Linked DNA regions of Homo sapiens: region 2 is linked to region 1. The links are chromatin loops, found by intact Hi-C in ENCODE. Cell type or tissue: endothelial cell of umbilical vein. All regions are shown on one strand.

Evidence for each region. Hi-C counts contacts between places; a loop is a spot of excess contacts. Peaks named below come from ENCODE experiments on the same cell type or tissue, not always from the same donor. Only the 100,000 strongest peaks of a DNase experiment are listed, where the experiment ranks them.
Region 2: it touches region 1 in a loop (5-fold over the local background); 13 of 110 quality-filtered maps call a loop at or near these places.

What each region holds. Positions count from the first base shown.
Region 1 is chr6:6,806,831-6,814,830 of GRCh38, reverse strand. No RefSeq gene overlaps it. Among named protein-coding and RNA genes, the nearest start is that of LINC03055, 75 kb to the left of the region's middle. RefSeq lists enhancers at 2,424-3,365, 2,754-3,953. In endothelial cell of umbilical vein, no CTCF peak of the experiment used is centred here; DNase peaks (open chromatin) are centred at 3,260 and 3,380; H3K4me3 peaks cover 935 bases; H3K27ac peaks cover 1,707 bases; H3K27me3 peaks cover 101 bases.
Region 2 is chr6:6,755,054-6,763,053 of GRCh38, reverse strand. The region is part of intron 2 of LOC101928004 (a long non-coding RNA gene); the gene reads left to right. It overlaps LOC105374901 (a long non-coding RNA gene), which reads left to right and starts at 3,752. Exons shown (of 2, transcript NR_187807.1): 1 at 3,752-4,099. LOC124901254 (a long non-coding RNA gene) reads right to left here and starts at 3,698. Exons shown (of 2, transcript XR_007059436.1): 1 at 3,559-3,698; 2 at 3,060-3,253. In endothelial cell of umbilical vein, a CTCF peak has its summit at 3,717 (motif pointing left); a DNase peak (open chromatin) is centred at 3,633.

The sequences.
Region 1 (8,000 bases):
TCATGATCCAGGCTCTATGGAGGATGGGAGGAATCCCATTTTCATGCTTAGTTTTACAGCTGAGCTGAGGTCTCTCCCGGGAAAACCAACAAACATGGTCTATTTTGTTATTTTAAAACAGTTTTCCACAGTTAGAGTGCTGGTTTTATCTGTGGAGGCTCAACACAACTTTATGACTCTTACACTGGACAACATTTTGCTACAGATAAGATATAGTTTTGAGATAGGATGATGGCAGGTAGGACCCTTTAGTATTTGTTTTGTTAAATAATGACTTGAGCTCAATTTGTGAATTGAACTTAGGTCCTTTCTTTTCTTCTTCTTTTTTTTTTAAACCATGTTTGTGGTTGCAGCTATCGTTGTTATTTTCATGATCATTTCTGCCACTGACTTCCTCTCTGACAGGAGTTATATCAATTTGTTTCTATTTTACTTTGTTGTACCTTGGTCTCTCCAGAGGAAAATGGGAACTTGAGAGTATTTATGAAGAAAATGCCTGTCAAATTGGGAATACTCTCGGAGTGGAAAATGGAGGCATTATGAAATAACTTTATTTTCCTCTGTGATCAACGTGTAGTGAACGCTCAATGAGATATGACTAGAATTTAAGAATGAAGACTCCACTAGAGCAAGGGTCTCTCCTATCTTCTTATCTATCGTATCTCTGGCACTGGGACAGGAACTGATAGTGAAGGTGCTCAGTGTTTGTTGAATGCATAAATGACCAATGGAAAGAAGGAAGAAAAAAGAAGGAAGGAAGGAAGGAATGAAGGAAGAAAGGAAGGACCAGAGAGAGGAACAAGACCCTCTGCTGAGCCAGCAGGTAACTGAATGTCACCTTTCTTCTTTTCTTGTCATGGAAGCCAGGAGATGTGTAGAACATTTTTCTTCTCAATTCTCTCCAAATACATATATTTTTTTAATATTACAAATTTTCTTAGATATTTCTTTCCTCCCCTCTTACGTAGGTGAGTGAATCATCTCACCGATCAGGGCTTTTGGAGCTGATGAGTACAACAAGCAATGTTTCACTACCTTCTAAAAGCATGCACATTTCTCTTTTTAAAATTCTTTATATCTTAGTAAATCAGTGTCCTTTAGTAAGAGGGTAAGCCCACATTTGGCCTGTGTGCTAGCTAGTGAGGTCTGCATGCTACTAATATTTAAATTGTTTCATCCTTTCAAAATAGTCTACGCAAACCCAAGTGACCCTAAGGCTAAGGCATTTTTCTTCTCTCATTATAGAGGAGTTCCTTTTACTCCTGAACCTTCTCCCACCTCCCACTGTTCCTTCCCCAAAGGGGCGGTGGTAGGTAGGGCCAAGCGAGTGTGCTCAGAAGAAAGAACACTCGGGGCCGGGCGCAGTGGCTCACGCCTGTGATCCCAGCACTTTGGGAAGCCGAGGCAGGCAGATCACCTGAGGTCAGGAGTTCAAGACCAGCCTGACCAACATGGTGAAACCCCGTCTCTACTAAAAATACAAAAATTAGCTGGGCGTGGCCAGGTGCAGTGGCTCACACCTGTAATCCCAGCACTTTGGGAGGCCGAGGCGGGTGGATCACTAGGTCAGATCAAGACCATCCTGGCCAACATGGTGAAACCCCCTCTCTACTAAAAATACAAAACAAATTAGCTGGGCGTGGTGGCGCATGCCTGTAGTCTCAGCTACTCGGGAGGCTGAGGCAAGAGAATGGCGGAGCTTGCAGTGGGCCGAGATCGTGCCACTGCACTCCAGCCTGGGTGACAGAGCGAGACTCTGTCTCAAAACATAAATAAATAAATAAATAAATAAATAAATAAATAAATAAATAAAATAAAAAATAATAATTAAAAAAAATTTCAAATCCACTGGACTATGAGTCAGGAGTCTGGGTTCTGGACTTGACTGAACTAACTGAGGTTTGCACAAATTCTGTGAATTTTACTTTCTGCATCTGTCACACTGAGGAGGTGGACTACACATTTATCTTCAACATCGAGTTCTTTCATGTTTGCTGAGCACTGTTTTAAATACTTACTGTATAATAATTGTATGCAGTAGGTACAATTGCAACTCCCATTTTATGGAATGAGAAACAGGCTCAGAGAAGCTCAACCCTCATTTAGACCTGGATTGAAGTTGGTCGGCCTGGCGTCAAAGCCCATATGTGTAATGCCCTTTGATGTTTCCCTTGACTTATTGATTTCTTAGAGCAGGTGAACCCACAGGCTTGGGATCCACCTCTCCCTCAGAGCTCTGCCTTTAAGATGCAAAAACAGCACAGTGGTTCAGGTCTATAGTCCCAGCTACCTGGGAGGCTGAGGCAGGAAGATTGCTTGACCAAGAGTTTGAGACCAGCCTGGGAAGTGTATTGAGACTCTACCTCTAAGAATAATTTTTCTAAAATAAGAGAAAGAAAAAAGAGAAAAGATGCAAAAACAATTAAAACCTTTCTCAAGTAATTTTGAGCCTTGTTTTCTGGATTTACTTGATTAAGCCAGTGCCGGAAGCCTCATTATGGGATGGATATTCTTGCTTGTCATCTGGTCTAGCTGTCGAGTTTATGTCAATTAGCTAGAAAAGTCCTCAAACACATATTGACATAGAAAAGCACCACTCTGCCTTTTGTATGTTGTGTTTTTTTCTTTGACTTCTGAGACGAATAAATACAAATGAGCGTGTTAGAGAAACACTAGCAAAGACTTAGCATTGATTTTATAAACTACCAACTCACAAACAGTTCAGCTGTGGTCCTGGCTGCTGCTGATAAAGAGACAATCAGTTGGACAAATAAAATGTGGACATTTGAAAAAACAAACATGCCAGACAACCATTTAGTGATGAAGTATTGTGAAGGAAGAAGCCGTTTCCTTTGAAGCCGAGTGCCCAATTTTGCTTTCCGGGGTGCACGTGAAGCTTCTGTTAATGACAGCTTTGTGTGTGCATCTGAGGGTGGATTTCTGCCTCAAAAAGAGAAATGACGAAGGTGATGAGGGCGTGCCTTGGACAACAACTGAACTATTGTCCTGGCCACCCCCTACCTCCTTCCTTCGTTACTGGATCCCTGGGCTTACCCAGTCACTGTGATAAGGCAGCAAGCACAGAGATTTTCCCTGGAGGCTGGAAGTATTGCCTCTTTCCCCTCCTCCTCCTCCTCCTCCTCTTTCGCAATTGCAGCAACTGCTCCCACTGAGACCCCATCCCATCCTGTGCCACCTGGGATTCTCCTATTTCAAAAGAAACCCTTGCTGGAACAAAGCCTTGAGAGGAAATGAGTACAGAGAGAGCGAGTCATTTCCAGGGAGGAGCCCTGTAAGAACAGACGTCAGACTATGACCTCACCTGTCCCTCTACCTGCAAAGGACCTATTGACATCAATTGCATCCTAGACCTTGGCCCGGCTTCCAAATCACCAGGAGCCTCTTCCTTGTTTTCCTAATAGCTCCAGATAACTTTTGTAGGGAGTACTTTTGCTTTCTGTTTTCAAACCACCGTCATTTCCTTATACTCTCTACTTTTCTTTAGCAGGAAAAGACCCGAGATCACAATGACGTGATTTATATTGATCCCTAGTTAGTCATCAGGAATGTCTGAGTGAAGAATGGAAAACAAAGGGATGCTTGAGTTTACAATGCCCGAGTGTCCCTCGTGGAGGGAGTGCTGCCTCTGGATCCAGGATCAGCAGCTGTGGAAACATCTCCCTTTTGCAGAGGGTGGGTGCTGCCCGAAGTGAGACCCCAAATTTCATTCAGAGGATTTCTTTTCATTTGCTCCCTTTGGGCTGTGATTGTGTCAGGCTTCCAGCATTTTCTGCACCCAGGATCAAGTCGAGTTGGAGGAGCTTATTCTGACTTAGTCTATGTGAACACTTTGGCTTTCCCAGGTACAAATCAGCTCACAGCCTGCAGAACAGAAACTGACAGCGCGTCAGAGACCTGCATGACAGTCCTGGCTTCCACTCTGGCCTCTCAGTTTCCTCATATGTTCAGTGAGTTCATCATCCTTCTCACACAATAAAGATGAAGACCAACACCACCTGACATTCGTTGAGTATTTACTAGGGGCCAGGTGTTCTACTAAGTGTTTCCAATTCATATTCTCATTGAACCTCCACAACTACTCGATGAAGAAGGCATAATCTCTGTCCCCATTTTATAGATGAAGAAAGTGAAGTCTAGACATAACTTACCTGCCCAATGTCACACAGCTGGGAGTTTGCCAAATTAAGATCCAAATCATGATTTTTTTTAAATTCGTTGCAATAATCTCACTATACTATCTCTTGGAATCAGTAAAGCTCTATTTATGTATCTAAAATTTTTGGAGGAAGATATACTTTTCACTTCCCAGAAGCCTTGAGATCCGCTGCCCACCCCCCCGACCTGCCCCCACCCCTGGCACTTCTGGTGCTGGTGGGAGAGAGAGGTGGTAGGCAAGAACCCTGTGCTAGGAGCAGGCAGCCTGGCCCCAGGTCCCCTCCTTATCAGGAATCTCTGCACACCTCAGCCTGGAAAGAGATGACCTGGTTGGTGATCTACCGTTAAGACCCTGAGATCAACCAAGAGAGGTGCACCTGCCCAAGCAGGACCCTGCCCTTCCTTCCCTATGAGGCCCCTCCCATCCTCCAGTCCTTGTACCTGCCACTTCTTCTGCCACAGGGCTCTCCCTGCTCTCTGACCACCTTAAACCTCTCCTGACCTCACCTAGGACCACGTGTGGATGGTCTATTTTCTAGTCCCTACCATCAGCACGGGGAGACTCAGGGTCCTCTTATGGTGCTTCCTTGCCAACATGTGTTGTGTGTGTTTGTGTGGGATGTAATTTATGCACCGCACAATTGGTCAATTTAAAGTCCAGGCTGGGTGCGGTGGCTCATGCCTGTAATCCCAGCACTTTGGGAGGCTGATGTGGGTGGATCACTTGAGGTCAGGGGTTCAAGACCAGCCTAGCCAACCAACATGGTGAAACCCTGTCTCTAATAAAAATAAAAAACTTAGCCAGGCATGGTGGTAGTCACCTGTAATTCTAGCTACTCAGGAGGCTGAGGCAGGAGAATCACTTGAACTTGGGAAACGGAAGTTGCAGTGAGCCCAGATGGCACCACTGCACTCCAGCCTGGGCAACAGAGTGAGACTCAGTCTCAATAAATATTTAAATAAATAAATAAAGTCTATAAGCCAATGATTTCTAATGCATTCACAGATATGCGCAACCATCACCACAGTCAGCTGTAGAATATCAGAAGCCCTTTTAGCTACCCCTCTCCTACTGCCTCGCCCCTCCCCCCACCAGCCATAAGCAACCACTAATCTACTTTGTCTCTCTCTGAGTGTGTGTTTTAATTTACCAAGCAGATGAAGGAGGAGTTAAATGAAAACTTCTTCTCTTGCAGTGAAAATTATGATCATTTCTATGTGCTCATGAACTTCCAAAAGCATAAAAATCTTTCCCCAAAGAGCTGACACAACGAGATGGGGCAGGCGCCCATTTGTGAACATTGTGAGGTAAGTGGTCGCTGTTCATTAGAGAAAACTAAAGCTCCTACTTTCTTCCCCCTTCACTGTGCCTGGAGGACTCCAAGAGACACCTCTTTCCCCAAACTACCTACCCCATTAGTAAAGTGAATGACTGTTGAAATAGCCAATTATAATACAGACACAGGGACCTTCAGACAGAGGTGGAGGAGGTCCAAATCCTGCAATCGCAATTTGTGCTTTTTAAATTGTGCAATCACAAAGCTGGAAGGACTTTAGAGTTCACTCGGCTCCTGTTTAGTATCCATTTTACAGATCTGCGATCTAAGGTTCCAGAGAGGTTATGACAGGACCAGCAACCAGGTGTCCATAAATCCTGAGCTATTCTGCCCCACTTCCCATCATTCAGCAGGCAGAACAAAACACATTTAGTTAAAGTAAAGCAGGTCAAACGGGGCTGGAAGAGTTTCAAGGGAATCTGTAGAAGATGCAACCTGCACATGAAAGAAAGACACTGGACTCTAGTGATTAGAAAATATCTTGCAAGCTATGGTGGAGCTCACCTGTAGTCTCAGCTACTTGGGAAGCTGAGGCAGGAGGATGGTTTGAGCCCGGGAGTCCAAGGCTGCAGTGAGCCATGATCACGCCACTGCACTCCAGTCTGGGTGTCAGAGTAAGACCCTGTCTCTTAAAAAAGAAAAACAAACACACACACACAACAGAAAGAAAGAAAAAAAAGTTTCAGAGTCCCTCCCCAGGAAGCACTTACCAGTTAGTTACAAAGAAAAAGTGACCATGGACTTTATGGTGGACTTTGTCTAGCTGGTCACCTGGCCAGGTGGGACACGGAGGCTTATTTGTGCCCCAGTGGTGGCAGTTGTCAGCACTTTGACTTTCACAATCTATTTTAAAACATTAAAAGGAGAAAACAGCCTGGGTTCGGCCCTCATGAGAAATGAAGCAGAGTGTTTGTTGAGTGACTATTGCACCCTCAGCACAATCCCCGTGGAAAGAGCAGGATGGCGATCAAAGAAAATGTGGTGTGATGCCTGCTCTGTGCAGTTTACAGTGAAGCTGGAGAAAGACGCAGCACATTGGAACGATTAATTACATAATTAAGTTTTAGGGATTCCATTACTAGCTTGAAATAGTAAAATTACGTGTCCAAAAGGGAGCTAAGTGGCTTGAAGTTGCATAGGGGATGGGTTGGACTTGGAGTAACTTTGAAGGGCTGCAAAGATAAAGGGTGGCAGGAGGGACCCTGAGAATGGGAAGGTTGCACCCAGGGGCTGAGCAGGAGGAGAAGAACCCCCTGCAAGGTCTGGACAAGGGCAATATATTAGCTTTAAATAGAACTGCAGTGCCTGAAGAGTTCACAAAGATTACAAACTCAAAAGATCCGTGAGTCTCCTTTGCCTAAGCGAAGAGCTCATAGCTTCCAGTGAGAATTCCATGTCCTTTCTGAAGTGTTTAATTCTCCTGGGTTTGGGCAGGAAACATAGCCGTGATCTTGCCATGTTTCCACAAATAAGGGGGAGCCTTGTGTTGGGGCAAATTCTCTCTTTCCATTCTGAGATACATCCAAAGTCACTGTAAAGGGAATCGGCCCACCATTCCCTCAAGAACTGTGGCTTCCAGAGAGGCTCAGGGATTTTAAGGAGGAATGGATTTATTTCTCCCCAATTTGCTCAATGTAGTGTTTACCAGCTCTCTGCACCCAGGGGCAGAACGCCTAGGAGCTGATGGAATTCAGTGGAGGGGTTTCTTCCTAGAGCTGGAGGGAGAACAAGTAGGCAAATCACCTTTGTTGGGACACTTGTCTCTTCCTACGTATGAAACGATAAATGACTTACATGTTAGAGAAAAGCTTTCCTTTAAAAACAAAAACCAATTTTTCTTAGCAAGAATGTCTAGTCTGTGTCAGGGCTGTGGAAAAGTTCCATTTGATAACAGAAACTTGGAAGCCACTCTTTTGAGTACAGGCCTGTGAGCTCTGAAACAAAAGCACATCCCTTGGCTTTAATCTTGAAGGCTTTTCAACATCCTTGCTGCGAATGTTTCAACCAACACAGGCACGCCCTTCCTGAGGATCTCAGGGCTGTCGGAATTTGAGAAGATCTTTGATATTTTAATAAAACTGGCTTAGATTTGTCCCCTTTAAAAACAAATGAAAATGAGCTACAATCCCAGAACGGGACCTATGTAGTGCATGTATAGTCATGGCAGGAGGGGCTGGGTTATGGTGCATAAGCAAACATCCCCCGCCCCTGTTTACTTCTCTTTCTCATCATATGTCCATTATGCCTGGGGCAATGCCCTTCTTCACATCAGCCTCATTTCAGGAACCAGTGGCCGAGCAGGCACCATCCTTAGTTCGAATGGTCCCCAGGATAGAGGAAGATATGCTGGGTGAGTCATCGCCGCTTTCTGGAGCTTCCGCCTAGGCGCAACACTCCCGTGTGCATTGCCTTGGCCACTTCTAACTTCAAGACAGCAGAAAAGGCAATTCCACTGTGTGCCTGGGAGGAGAACTGAAAAGCTGGTGA
Region 2 (8,000 bases), 52 kb after region 1:
ACATAAGTTTTGAGAGGTGACAGCGTGCTGGCAGTCCTCACAGCCCTCGCTCCCTCTCGGCGCCTCCTCTGCCTGGGCTCCCACTTTGGCAGCACTTAAGGAGCCCGTCAGCCCACCGCTGCACTTTGGGAGCCCCTTTCTGGGCTGGCCAAGGCTGGAGCTGGCTCCCTCAGCTTGCAGGGAGGTGTGGAGGGAGAGGCGCGAGCGGGAACCGGGGCTGCGCGCGGCGTTTGAGAGCCAGCTAGAGTTCCGGGTGGGCGTGGGTTTGGCGGGCCCCGCACTTGGAGCAGCCGGCCAGCGCTGCCGCCCCCGACAGTGAGGAGCTTAGCACCTGGGCCAGCGGCTGCGGTGGGTGTGCTGGGTCCCCAAGCAGTGCCGGCCCACCAGCGCTGCCCTTGATTTCTCGCTGGGCCTTAGCTGCCTTCCCACGGGGCAGGGCTCGGGACTGCAGCCCGCCATGCCTGAGCCTTCCCCCGCCTCCATAGGCTCCTGTGCAGCCCCCGCCTCCCCCAACGAGTGCCACCCCCTGCTCCACGGCGCCCAGTCCCATCAACCACCCAAGAGCTGAGAAGTGTGGGCACACGCCAGGGAACTGACAGGCAGCTCCACCTGCAGCCCCAGTGCGAGATCCACTGGGTAAAGCCAGCTGGGCTCCTGAGTCTAGTGGGAACTTGGAGAACCTTTACGTCTAGCTAAGGGATTGTAAATCACCAATCAGCACTCTGTCTCTAGCTCAAGGTTTGTAAACACACCAATCAGCACCCTGTGTCTAGCTCAGGGTTTGTGAATGCACCAATCAACACTCTGTATCTAGCTACTCTGGTGGGGACTTGGAGAACCTTTGTGTCCACACTCTGTATCTAGTTAATCTAGTGGGGATGTGGAGAACCTTTGCGTCTAGCTTAGGGATTGTAAACGCACCAATCAGCACTCTGTCAAAACAGACCACTCGGCTCTCTGTAAAATGGACCAATCAGCAGGATGTGGGTGGGGCCAGATAAGAGAATAAAAGCAGGCTGCCCCCAGCTGGTTAGTGGGAACGTGTATCGGGTCGTCTCGCGCTTTGTGGGAGTTTTGTTGTTTTGCTATGTGGGACTATATTGCCTTTGTGAGCTATGACACTCCCTGCGAAGGTTTGTAGCTTTACTTTCGAAGCTAATATAAGCTGTTGAGCCTTGGTGGGAGGAAAAAGCTCCAAACGCACCACTTTAAGAGCTGTAATAGTTACCGCGAAGGTCCGTAACTTCATTGCTGAGGTATCAAGACCACTAAACCCACCTAGAAGAAAAACTCGGAACACACCCAAACGTAATAATGAAACAAAACTCCGGATACGCCACTTTTAAGAACTGTTACTACCGCGAGGGTCTGAGGCTTCCTTTTTGAAGTCAGACTAAGAACCCACCAATTCCAGACAGTTTTATGTTTAACTCAATATGGTTGTTTTTTTCGTGTTTAACTGTATACACAAATGTTTTAATTGCATGATACGTGCTCTGGTTTCCTTTGGTTTACTTCCCTGTGATCTGTCACTTAGGTAATTACTAATTTTTCACAGTTGTGGGCGACATGCTGATTTTTGTGCAAGGGTGCGTGTGTTCTGTCTGTACTACTGGAAACTGGAGTTCCATGACACCGCAGCATACTTCTAGGGTCTTGCACACCTGGTCTGGCTTCAGTAAGGGAATAAACCAAGTCTAGAGTGCAATTAGCGTTTGAATTAGTGACATGAGGATAAACAGGTGATTATCCCATCTAATAGCTGTTGAATGGTGTTAGAGATACTATCAGACCGCTTGAGCTTCAAACGTAGGGGTTTATTGACGATTAAGAAAGGACTATGGGACTATTGGTTTAAATAAATGAAAATAGGGTTTCCAAAATGAAGTTATTTCTAAGTGCTTTAAACCAACTGATTCCAACTTCTAAAGTTGCTTAAAAGGTGAAGAGCAGAAATCACATTTGTACTTCCTTTTGTCTGAAGCGCTCACAGTGTTAAGTATAGACATTCTTACACACTTTCGGTTAGGTGAAGAACACATAAAATTCAGTAACTGCATTTTGCCCACGGGGAGACCAAGTCAGAACTCTCTACAGACTTCCACAGAGGTCACAATCAGACACTGAAGAGACAAAATTAGAACTCAGTGTTCTGGGCTTTAGAAGGATCAGCTTCTAAAACCAACACTTTTTCTCTCTGAAATCTATATTGAGATTTTTAGAGTTAGCAACAGGTGAGAACATTTTTATTGATGTTTGGCTTCACAGTTTTAATTACCTGTTTTGGATTAGAGCTTGTGGGAGTCTGCAGTCTGAGTTGGTGGGGACCTGATGGAATATATTACAGCTGCTATTTTCATAAAAGTTTATGCTTAACTTTTTTTGCCTTAAGTTTTGGGTTCGTGGATTTAGGGTCAACACAGGATTACAACGGTCTAGGTTTTCCAGAATTGCCACAAAATTCAGTAAAACTTTCACTGAGCCACCCTTCTTGGTGAAGAAGTAAAACCTTAGCAAAAGAAATGCTGGGAAGAGTGTGACTTTGATAAATGCAAATATGACTTTCTTCCATGTACGTGTGTAGCACTGAAACAAATTTGGTCTATTCCTTTAAACATATACAGTACAAATGTTTTTCCTTTCAAACAAATAGAAATCATTACCCTTTACTGATTTTAGATAATTCACAAAATGAGTTCTGTTTACCAATCAAGTAACTCATGCTGGTGTTTATATCTGAGGGAAAATTAGTGAACTCACATGTCTGGCTAGCCTGGCCTCTGATTTGCATATATGTAAATCAGTCCCTTTCATTTTTTTCATGATCAGCCTGCTAGTCCAAGGGTTAGATCATCCTGAACAGTAAGCTGGCACTTTATTTGCTTGTAAGAGAGAACTTATACATCTGCTATACAATCTGCTATACGTTTTTGGAGGCGATGATGAGCAGTGAGGAGGAGGGCAAGGACTGGCTTATGGTGGATTACACAGACTTACTGTATATATGGCCCAGATGCTACGTGGAAGACTTACACAAAAATTCCTTGTTTTTGTGAAGGTTAGACTTAACTAGGCATCTGTATTTTTTGTTTGCTAAATCAAGTTAGCTAAGCAGGTTAGTGCTGGCCACTCTTTACTGGCCAGGCGTCCTGGGGGGGTCTTCCCAGCAAGCTCTACAGAAGCAGCGCGGCTCTTCTCTCGTGGGTGTGGATCTTGAGATGGGCGCGCTGCTCTGATGCGGTGCTGCGTCTCCCTTCAGGAAGAAGATGGGAATCGTACCAGTTCACAGAGATCTTCCTGGTCCTCAGTTAATACAGAATATTAATGAAACTTATCACTTTAAATGAACCCAGGTAGCCGCCCTTGTCATCTTAACTACCAACGAATGTCTTCAGGCCGTTAAGACAGGGCAAAGGGGTGAGAGGATCGGGTGGGGCGAGAGGAAAGCCTGGCCCGTGCGGGGGTCAGACCTTCATTCTGCCGTCAGCTGTGCTGGAGACTCTCAGCAAGGGAGAGACGTGGCGTCTCTGAGTGGTTTTTGCCCTAAAGGATGCTTACGGTCATAGGAAGCTTTTCCATGTGTTTCCTTCATGGGTGTCTACGGCTTTTGTTTTCAGCTGCGCTTTGCACAGGGGCTGGAAGGCTAACTCCCCAAAAGGGAACTTCCTCTCCTTCTAGAAACTGACCCCTGGTGGTTGCTATAGCAACTGCAAAGCGAGAATAATGAGCTGTGTAAACAAGCCCCATTCCCAGTACTGGGGCGTTGCTAGCCCTCCTTAGAGAGGGCGAGGGAGAGGAGGATGCTGTGCCTGGAAAGCGGCTCTTGAGGAGAGCTGGAATCTCGGCAAAGCGTCCACTCCCTCCCCTCCCCTTTCCTCTCACCTCTAGTGTTCCCACCAGCCCCGGGGAGGAGACAAAGGACGTGGGAGGGCAGCAGCATGCAGGGGGCCTGCCTTTGACGCCCAGGAGTTGAACACCAGACAGAAAATGAAATCTAAACATTTACCCAGAGCCCTGGGCTAGAAATGGGCCAACCTGACCCTGGAAAACAAACAACCCGCGTCACCGCCACACCTGCTGCAGGCCCCAGATGCCACAGGTACTAGAGGAATGGGCTGCAAGGCCCTCAGCTACTCCCTGCTTTAGCAATTCAGGCAGAACTGCCTGAAGATTTCTGAGACCTCTGCTGCTTGCATCCATATTCGTTTTCTTTTTCTTTTTTTTTGGAAAGAAGGAAGATTGGAGAAAAGAACATAGTACCTAAGCGTTCTGTGATTATGAAGCTAAACACACACAGACACACACTGTTTTCCTCTCTGGGAACTTGGCTGCTGCTTGCAGGAAACTTTCTGCCCATAATAGCGAAGGTTCTAGTATTATTTTCAGTTTTCTTTGGTTAACTCTCTCCCACCCTCACTCAGGTCTCTTTATTTTTTAGAAACAGGGTCTCACTCTGTCACACAGGCTGGAGTGCAGTGGTGCAATCACAGCTCACTGCAGCCTCAACCTCCCTGAGCTCAGGTGATTCTCCCACCTCAGCCTCCCTATTAGCTGCGACTACAGGCGCATACCACACCACACCTGGCTAATTTTTGTATTTTTTGTACAGATGAGGTTTTGCTCTGTTGCCCAGGCTGGTCTCAAACTCCTGCACAAGCAATCTGCCTGCCCTGGCCTTCCAAAAGTCCTAAGATTTCAGGTGTGACTCACCGCGCCCAGCCTCAGGTTGCCTTAAAGAAAAGTTTCTGTATATTAAATATAAACTATATGATGCACAACTTCCCTGTAAGCCTCCTAAAAAGATGATCCAAGTAAATTGGTGGGATGGATGGAAATCCCATATTGTTTCAGTCTTCAACAGTGCTGGTACAGGTTCTCATTTCTTTCCATGAATATCAGTGTTAGTCAGTGTGATAGGAAATCTAGTATAATGAACTACTCTTATAAAATCATTTTTATTTCACTTGTAACTTTTTAGAATGTTCATACATCTATTATTTCAATAGGTTCTTACAAAAATCCCCCAAATCTTGTAGGGCAAATTATATCTTTAATTCTTCAGATGAGGACACTGACATTAGGGAGATTAGATGATTCTATTATAGGGAAATTCGATGGTTCTTTTACAGAGAAATTAGATGATTCTACTACAGGGTCAAAAATTTAGGGTATAAAAGGATTTATCAAGGCATGAGTTACTATTATTTCCAAGATATCAAGTCCCCTGTATTTATATGAATCTAGATAGCAAAGAACATTTTTTTCTTTTCTTTCTTTTTTTTTTTTTTGAGACAGAGTCTCACTCTGTCACCCAGGCAGGAGTGCAGTGGCACGATCTTGGCTCACTGCAACCTCCGCCTCCCAGGTTCAAGTGATTCTCCTGTCTCAGCCTCCCGAGTAGGTGGGATTACAGGAGCCCACCTCCTCACCTGGCTAATTTTTTGTATTTTTAGTAGAGACAGGGTTTCATCATGTTACCCAGGCTGGTCTCGAACTTCTGACCTCAGGTCATCCTCCTGCCTTGGCATCCCAAAGTGCTGGGAATACAGGCGTGAGCCACTGCGCCTGGCCAGCAAATAACATTTCTATAAGCTATATTTTACACATAAACTATAAAGCCTATGTTTACAGAGCATTTTCCTTCAATACATTCAAATATATTCTACCTCGTATTACTCTTTCATTATCTTTTCATATAGGTGACCAGATCATAGTGTTGCCTGGTTTCCACTTTGTTATCTGACATTAAAATATTGTCCTCATTTTCCTTTCAAGCCACATTAACAGCTATTGCAAAGGCTGGTCTGCTGCAAATGTATTCCTCTTAGAAAGAAAAAGTGACAGCCAGGCGTGGTGGCTCATACCTGTAATCCCAGCACTTCAAGAGGCCAAGGCCGGGGGATCACTTGAGGTCAGGAGTTCGAGATCAGCCTGGCCAACATGGTGAAACCCCGTCTCTACTAAAAATACAAAAAATTAGCCAGGTGTGGTGGCGCGCCTGTAGTCCAGCTACTTAGGAGGCTGAGGCAGGAGAATCCCTCCAGCCTGGGAGGCAGAGGTTGCAGTGAGCAGAGACCATGCCATTGTACTTCAGCCTGGGCTATAAGAACAAAACTCTGTCTCAAAAAAAAAAAAAAAAAAAGAAAAAAGAAAGAAAAAGTGACAGACATCATGATAGTTCTTGCTTTTTCCACAAAATTTCTTCTTTTTCTTCTTTCTACCTTTGAAATTAAGTTCTAGGTCACAGCATTTGTGGGTTTTCTGTAAGTGCCAAGCTCAATCCTGATGGTGGGTCATGCCTTTGCGAGATTTTAAATAAGATAAAAGGAAGGAAATCTGGGCTGGTGATGCTGTTTCCTCAGAGGAAATAAGAAAACGTATGAAAAGTAACTTTGGAGCCTACCCCATTCTTATAACTGTTCAATGGTGGAAAATGATGACAGCTTTCTTCTACTAAATGTAGCATGAGATTCCCAGGAATCCGTTAGGAGCAGCCTCTGTTAGGAGCAGCCTCTGTGGGTGGGATGGCTTGTAGAATCAAGAAATGCATTTATCTTAGCAGAACAAACTTGCAGTCTCCACCCCAAGACCAAGGGACTAAATTTTTTTTTTTTTTTTTTAGATGGAGTTTCGCTCTTGTCGCCCAGGCTGGAGTGCAGTGGTATGATCTTGGCTCATTGCAACTTCTGCCTCCCAGATCAAGTGATTTTCCCACCTCAGCCTCCCAAGTAGCTGGGATTACAGGTGCCCACCCAACACACCCGGCTAGTTCTTGTATTTTTAGTAGAGATGGGGTTTCATCATGTTGGCCAGGCTAGTCTCGAACTCCTGGCCTCAGGTGCTCCGCCCGCCTCGGCCTCCCAAAGGGCTGAGATTACAGGCGTGAGCCACTGTGCCCAGCCTGAGGGACTTGATTCTGATGGTATCTCGTCCCTCCCTTGGAACCTCAGAAGGTGCAAACTTTTATCAGCCTAATTTATATGCATGGATGCCTCTTCCCCCAGGTACAGGACAGTGGTGAGCTCTGAAGCCAAGACACCCCCCAGTCAGAAGAGCCAGTCCACTCTACAGAGATGAGGGATCCCCTGAACCTTTGGGTCTTCCACGTTGTATGGGGGAATGATTCCTTTCTTCTCCTTTGACATGAAAGCAGTAGGTTAAGTCCTTAGAGCAGAGAGAGAAAGAGACCATAAAATATTATTCCTGGAAAGAAACTCAGAGATAATTAATTGGAACTGCATTTGCCACATTCTAAATAACAGGATTCCTTCCATTGCTAAAACAGTCCGTATGGTAGGAGCTGTACCTTTATTTGCTCTAGACTAGAGCTGTCTAGTAGAAATACATTGTGAGCCATACATGTAACTTTAAATTTTCTAGTAGCCACATTAAAAAAAAAAAGTAAAAGGAAACAGGTGGTTTTCCATACAAGATATACAAATAGTCACTATGCACATGAAAAGACGCTCGATCCATCACTAATCATTAAGAAAATGCAAATAAATACCGTAATGAGATACTGCTTCATACCCATGGTTTCTCTGAATGGTTTCTATGAAAAACTTAAAAATAAATAACAGAAAGTAGTGTTGCTGAGGATGTGGAGAAATTGGAACCCTTGTGCACTGTCGATGGGAATGTAACATGGTGCAGCTGCTTTTGGTATATACCCAAAAGAAATGAAAGCTAGGGCTGCGCGCGGTGGCTCATGCCTGTAATCCCAGCACTTTGGGAGGCTGAGGCGGGCAGATCACAAGGCCAAGAGTTCAAGACCAGCCAGCCAACATGGTGAAATCCAGTTTTTACTAAAAATACAAAAATTAGCCAGACATGGTGACAGGCGCCTGTAATCCCAGCTACTTGTGAGGCTGAGGCAGGAGAATCGTTTGAACCTGGGAGGCAGAGGTTGCGGTGAGCCGAGATGTCACCACTGCACTCCAGCCTGGGCAACAGAGCGAGACTCCGTCTCAAAAATAAAAAAATAAAAAATAAAATAAAAG